Linked DNA regions of Homo sapiens: region 1 is linked to region 2. Evidence: read pairs that join two places in POLR2A ChIA-PET (ENCODE). Cell type or tissue: endothelial cell of umbilical vein. All regions are shown on one strand. Links, peaks and the distances in the headings refer to the core of each region. The heading gives the core; the rest is flanking DNA. Region 1 has its middle 18 kb from the start of KPNA2. Region 2 overlaps BPTF (bromodomain PHD finger transcription factor).

What was found. Peaks named below come from ENCODE experiments on the same cell type or tissue, not always from the same donor. Only the 100,000 strongest peaks of a DNase experiment are listed, where the experiment ranks them.
Region 1: POLR2A ChIA-PET joins it to region 2 with 5 read pairs; 3 of 35 experiments call an interaction of 5 or more read pairs at or near these places.

What each region holds. Positions count from the first base shown.
Region 1 is chr17:68,052,401-68,055,216 of GRCh38, reverse strand. No RefSeq gene overlaps it. Among named protein-coding and RNA genes, the nearest start is that of KPNA2, 18 kb to the right of the region's middle. In endothelial cell of umbilical vein, for the core only: no CTCF peak of the experiment used is centred there; DNase peaks (open chromatin) are centred at 586, 1,066 and 1,486; H3K27ac peaks cover 2,235 bases.
Region 2 is chr17:67,919,531-67,922,346 of GRCh38, reverse strand. It overlaps BPTF (bromodomain PHD finger transcription factor), which reads right to left. Exons shown (of 28, transcript NM_182641.4): 13 at 2,204-2,332. Among named protein-coding and RNA genes, the nearest start is that of C17orf58, 76 kb to the left of the region's middle. In endothelial cell of umbilical vein, for the core only: no CTCF peak of the experiment used is centred there; no DNase peak of the experiment used is centred there.

The sequences.
Region 1 (2,816 bases), core at 288-2,787, 130 kb before region 2:
GGCTCACGCCTGTAATCCCAGCACTTTGGGAGGCCGAGGTGGGTGGATCATTTGAGGTCAGGAGTTCGAGACCAGCCTGACCAACATGGTGAAACCCTGACTCTACTAAAAATACAAAATTAGCTGGGTGTGGTGGCACGTGCCTGTAATCCCAGCTACTTGGGAGGCTGAGGCAGGAGAATCACTTGAACCTGGGAGGTGGAGGTTGCAGTGAGCTGAGATGGCGCCATTGCACCCAGCCTGGGCAACAAAGGCAAAACTCCACCTCAATTAAAAAAAAAAAAAAAAAGCAAAATCTTAGACTTGTCCATTTTTGGGCCATTGCCTGAAATCCTGGACAAAGGCCTAACTGACCCAGTTAAAATGCCAGTATCTGAGCCCCACTGTTACGCTGAAGCAAACCAAGGAGGCAATGAATTACGTGTTGCCTAACTTGCTTCTCCCTTGCAGTTTCAATTGCGTTAGGCAGCCAGCTTCCCTTCCTCTCCACTGTTTGAATTGTTGCTGCCGGGCAAAAACTGCAGCTGGTCCACCTCAGAGCTGGCCTCATTTCAATAATAGCCGGGAGGACTGGCATGGGGCTTTCCAAGCTTAATTAGCTCATGTTTGTAGAGTTCCTTAGGAAGCTCAGGCCAGCATGCTATGGGAAGTCCAAGTTAGTAGGATTCTCGCCACACTTAGAAAACGAACATTCCCACATAAAAAGGCTGGTAGAGGCAGAAAAGAACGCCTCGGAGCGTGTGTGTGAACAGCGAAGGGTCCTTGTGAACCACATTTGAGACCATAAAGAGAGTAATGCATTCCAAGTTTCAGGCCCTCCTCCTACTCTCTACAGCAGGAAATTATTTAAAGTATTTCCTGAACAGCTGAAGTATGTTAGAAACCTGCTAGCATCCTCCACAGTATCTCCAGGAAATGGACACCAAAGAATTTCTTTGTAATGAGAAACTATCTGAGCTCTACTGGCCATTTCTACCTGAACAGGTTGGATACTCTCAGCCTGGGACCTGGAGAATACAATCTTCTTAGATCATTTTTATGTCAAACTTAGCATCCTACTGCAAGAACACACACTGGAAGAGAATTCCTCTTATGTATGCACATATATATGAAGAATTCTCTTATATATATAGTATACATACACATATATTAGTATATATCAAGAGAGACAGAGACAGAGACAGAAAGAACTTTGTTAGGTAATTTAGCAATGTCAGTAATAGCTTGCTAGTTAGTTATTCCCGCTCAATCTTCGGGTGGGGCAAGAATGAGGTCAGCCTCTTTTGTTTTAGGCAGAATTCTAGAACATGCAACACAAGGAAACTGCTTGGCCCCATCCCACCTCTAGAGATTTGTTCTCTCCAAGGCCTGCCTATAAATCTCCCAGGGTGGGGTTCCAGAAGAATGGTGCCCCAGCAAGCCAAGTTTGAACCTCCCAAGCAAATCGCATTGGAATGTTGGTGGGGTCACAGGATCAAGAGCCATCTGGGAGCCAGCTGTGACTGGGGCTGATTCCCATGATTTCCTATGAGAAGGGCAAGTATGATCACTACAGCAGAAATACCAAAGAAAAATGGCAATTGTTACCTCCAGAGCAAAGAACAAGGCCTAGAGCAGAGCCAGTTCCTGAAGAGAATGACAGATCTGATTATGCTGGTGAAGGCCAGGCAAGTTCTGTGCTTCCTAACTAGTTAGACTTTCCTTCTGCGGCAGCGAAGCTCGGATCCAGAGCTTGGGAAGTGTGGGACTTGCCTCTCTGAGACCTGGCTGTCAGCAGGAGGATGAGGAGCCAAACACATCCCATTGTTACCACCCACCTTCTGGGGCTTGCAGGGAAACTGTGAACTCCTTGCCAAACGAGATATAAGCCCTTGCCATCTTCCCTTTCCTGGGACAAAGGAACCACACAAGTTTTCAGTGTTTCATCATGCTTTTGGAACGAATGTCAACCAAAGGCCATCTTTTAAGGACAACAGCTAAAACGCCTGTCCAACTAGAGTTCTTTAGTCAATGGCAGTTACATTCGTTCATCTGAGGTCTTACACTACTTAGGATCAGGGAGTGACATTTAAAAAAAAGCGACAGGGTGCAGTGGCTCATGCCTGTAATCCCAGCACTTTGAGGCCACGGTGGGCACGTGTCCAGAACTGGTGGGTTCCTGGTCTCACTGACTTCAAGAACGAAGCTGCAAACCCTCGCTGTGAGTGTTACAGCTCTTAAAGAGGCGTGTCTGGAGTCTGTCCTGTCTGATGTTCAGATGTGTTGGGAGTTTCTTCCTTCTGGTGGGTTCATGGTCTACGCTGGCTCAGAAGTGAAGCTACAGACCTTCACGGTGAGTGTTAACAGTTCTTACGGCAGCGCATCTGGAGTTGTTCATTCCTCCCGACGGCCTTGTGGTCTCGCTGGGCTCAGGAGTGAAAGTTGCAGACCTTCTCGGCGAGTGTTACAGCTTTTAAAAACACCGTAGACACAAAAACTAAGCAGTAGTAAGATTTATGGCAAAAAGCAAAAGAACAAAGCTTCCATGGCGCGTAAGAGGACCTCAGCAGGTTGGCAATGCTGGCTCGGGCAGCCTGCTTTTATTCTCTTATCTGGCCCCACCCACATCCCGCTGATTGGTAGAGCCGAGTGGCCTGTTTTGTCAGGGCGCTGATTGGTGCGTTTACAATCCCTGAGCTAGATAGAAAGGTTCTCCACATCCCCATCAGATTAGTTAGATACAGAGATTCGACACACAGGTTCTCCAAGGCCCCACCGGAGCAGCTAGATACAGAGTGTCCATTGGTGCATTCACAAACCTTGAGCTAAACACAGGG
Region 2 (2,816 bases), core at 186-2,685:
GAAACCTAAGAATAGATAAAATCTCCTCATAAAAAGATTTAAAAAATAAAAAGCAGGGAGGGACAAGCATTGAACCTTCCCATATATTCAATCACAAGGAAGCAGCAGAAGGAAACAGAAATGAAAGCAGGACCTGAATTGTACAAAGGGATACAAGCCAAAGAGAAGTGATTTTAGGGGACTGCAGTGGTTTGCATCAAAGGCTGTGGGGTCAAGGAGACTGAAGGCCTGCCAGGTACATCTCCCATCTGTGTCTCTGCCCATCAACAGAGCTGTTTCTGTGCCAGGACGACCTTGTGATTTTGTTTTTTTTTTGGAGACAGAGTCTTGCTCTGTTGCCCAGGCTGGAGTACAGTGGTGTGATCTCGGCTCACTGCAACACCCCCATCCTGGGTTTACCAATTCTCGTGCCTCGGCCTCCCGAGTAGCTGGGACTACAGGTGTGTAATACCATGTCCCGCTAATTTCTGTATTTTTAGAAGAGACAGGGTTTCAACATGTTGGCCAGGCTGGTCTTGAACTCCTGACCTCAAATGACCCACCCGCCTTGGCCTCCCAAAGCGCTGGAATTACAGGCGGAAGCCACCGCACCTGGCCGCTGTTTTAAGTAAGCTAAAATTTATCATCTACTAGGAACAGGTATTACTTCATTGGTACTCTTTTCAAAAAGGTTATTCTCCAAGAAGAACTCCCAAGTTAATTTAATCAAGTTTCAAAAATTAATTGTATACATTTGGGGAGAACTAACTTTTATAAAAACACTACGTTTCTATCTAAGGACATTATCTTTTTATTTATTTATTTATTTATTTATTTACTTGGAAATGGAGTCTCACTCTGTTGCCCATGCTAGAATGCAGTGGCACAATCTTGGCTCACTGCAACTTCTGCCCCCTGGGTATAAGTGATTCTCCCGCCTCACCCTCCCAAGTAGCTGGGACTACACGTGTGTACCACCACACCTGGCTAATTTTTTGTATTTTTAGTAGAGATGGGGTTTTGCTATGTTGGCCAGGCTGGTCTCAAACTCCTGATCTCAAGTGATCTGCCCGCCTCGGCCTCCCAAAGTGCTGGGACTACAGGCTTGAGCCACATGCCTGGCCTGTATTTCTTTTTTTTTTTTTTTTTTTTTTTTTTGACACGGATTCTCAATCTGTTACCCAGACTGGAGTGCAGTGGTGTGATCTCAGCTCACTGCAACCTCCACTTCCCAGGCTCAAGCAATTCTCGGGCCTCAGCCTCCTGAGTAGCTGGGATTACAGGCATGCACATTACCAATATTTTTGTAATTTTTGTATGTTTTGTAGGGATAGGGTTTCACTACATTGTCTAGGCTGGGCTCGAACTCCTGGACTCAAGTAATCCACCTGTCTCGGCCTCCCAAAGTCCTGGAATTACAGGTGTGAGCCACTGTACCTGGCCTTTTATATATTTCTTACTAGGTTTTTTCCTAAATATTTTTATTGTTTATATAAAATAAAATGGAATTTATATATTTTCAATCTGGATACTACAATGAACTCCTATTAGTGCTAATACTTTTAATTCTCATGAATTTTCTAAGTAGACATTCATAATTATCTATAAATTAGTGTTAATCTTCTTTTCCAATATTACTCTCTTAGCTTACTGCAACACATATAACACTGATATTATAATACTATAAGCTTTACTTTGCTTCCTTGAGATTAGGGGCCAAATATCATTCTTCTATGTATTTGCCACCCAGTGCCTATTGTACTGGTGCTCTATAAACATTTTTTGAGTAACTCTTTATGCCTCTTGGATTATCTCTACCTTGAGCACTGAAGTATTTCACAGTAGTTTTAATCCTTAAGAAACCTTTATTGACCCACTTACATATCAGACTCGGTACTAGCTGCCGTGACTTCAATAAACCAGACAGACGAGATGGCTGCTCTCCAGGAGCTGCTGGTCTGGGGTCAATCAATGTCTCACATCTTAATTACAAGAGGTATTATTATAGCCCTTTGCTGTGCTTAGAACAAGGCTTATAGGCATCGATGTGTGTCTACCAGAATCTTGATATGTTTATTACTTTAATATCATTTTCAAAATTTGGTAGTTGTAAAATATGTCTTTTTTAAAAGGTGAACAGAGAAGAAAAAATTATATCAAATTTCAATTCATAAAATACATGGTTAACAGGTTAATCATGAAAGAATAGAATTCTATTTCTTACCTTTTGGTGTTTCTGGAACTCCAATGGGACAAATGATTTTCCTGATACAATATTCAGATCGAATGCCATAAGGACCAACATCTCTCCTCTTAATTATTTCTGTTGTTGTGATTTCAGTTTCGGATGTTTCTATGGTGATTTAATTCAATAGTATTAATAACCAACTGAAATACTCAGAGACTAAAAAGGTACATCTGGTGCTTTCAAAAAGAGACACACGTGGAATAAACTTTTGGAAACACCTGACTTAATTAACAGGATCACTAACATCTAGCAGGATCACTGCTAGACTGCAACAATACTGAGCTTCTTCCTCGCTGCAAATTCCTAAACGAAACAAAATGCTGCTGGGTATAGCTGAGCTCCTGGTGGCAATACTCAATCAAAATAATAAAAAGCCTAGGACAGAAGCAGCAAGCACAGGCCTCCAGAAGTCTTAGTTTAAATTTTTAATTAAACAATCATAAATATCTTTTAAAAAATGTAGACTGGTTCACACATAAGTGACTCACTTTATAATCTGAACCTTCCCTTCTGGCCCCTGGGATTTTATAGCATGTGCCAAACTTCAACAAAGCTGTATGTGAAAAAAAAATTTTTTTTAAGAGACAGG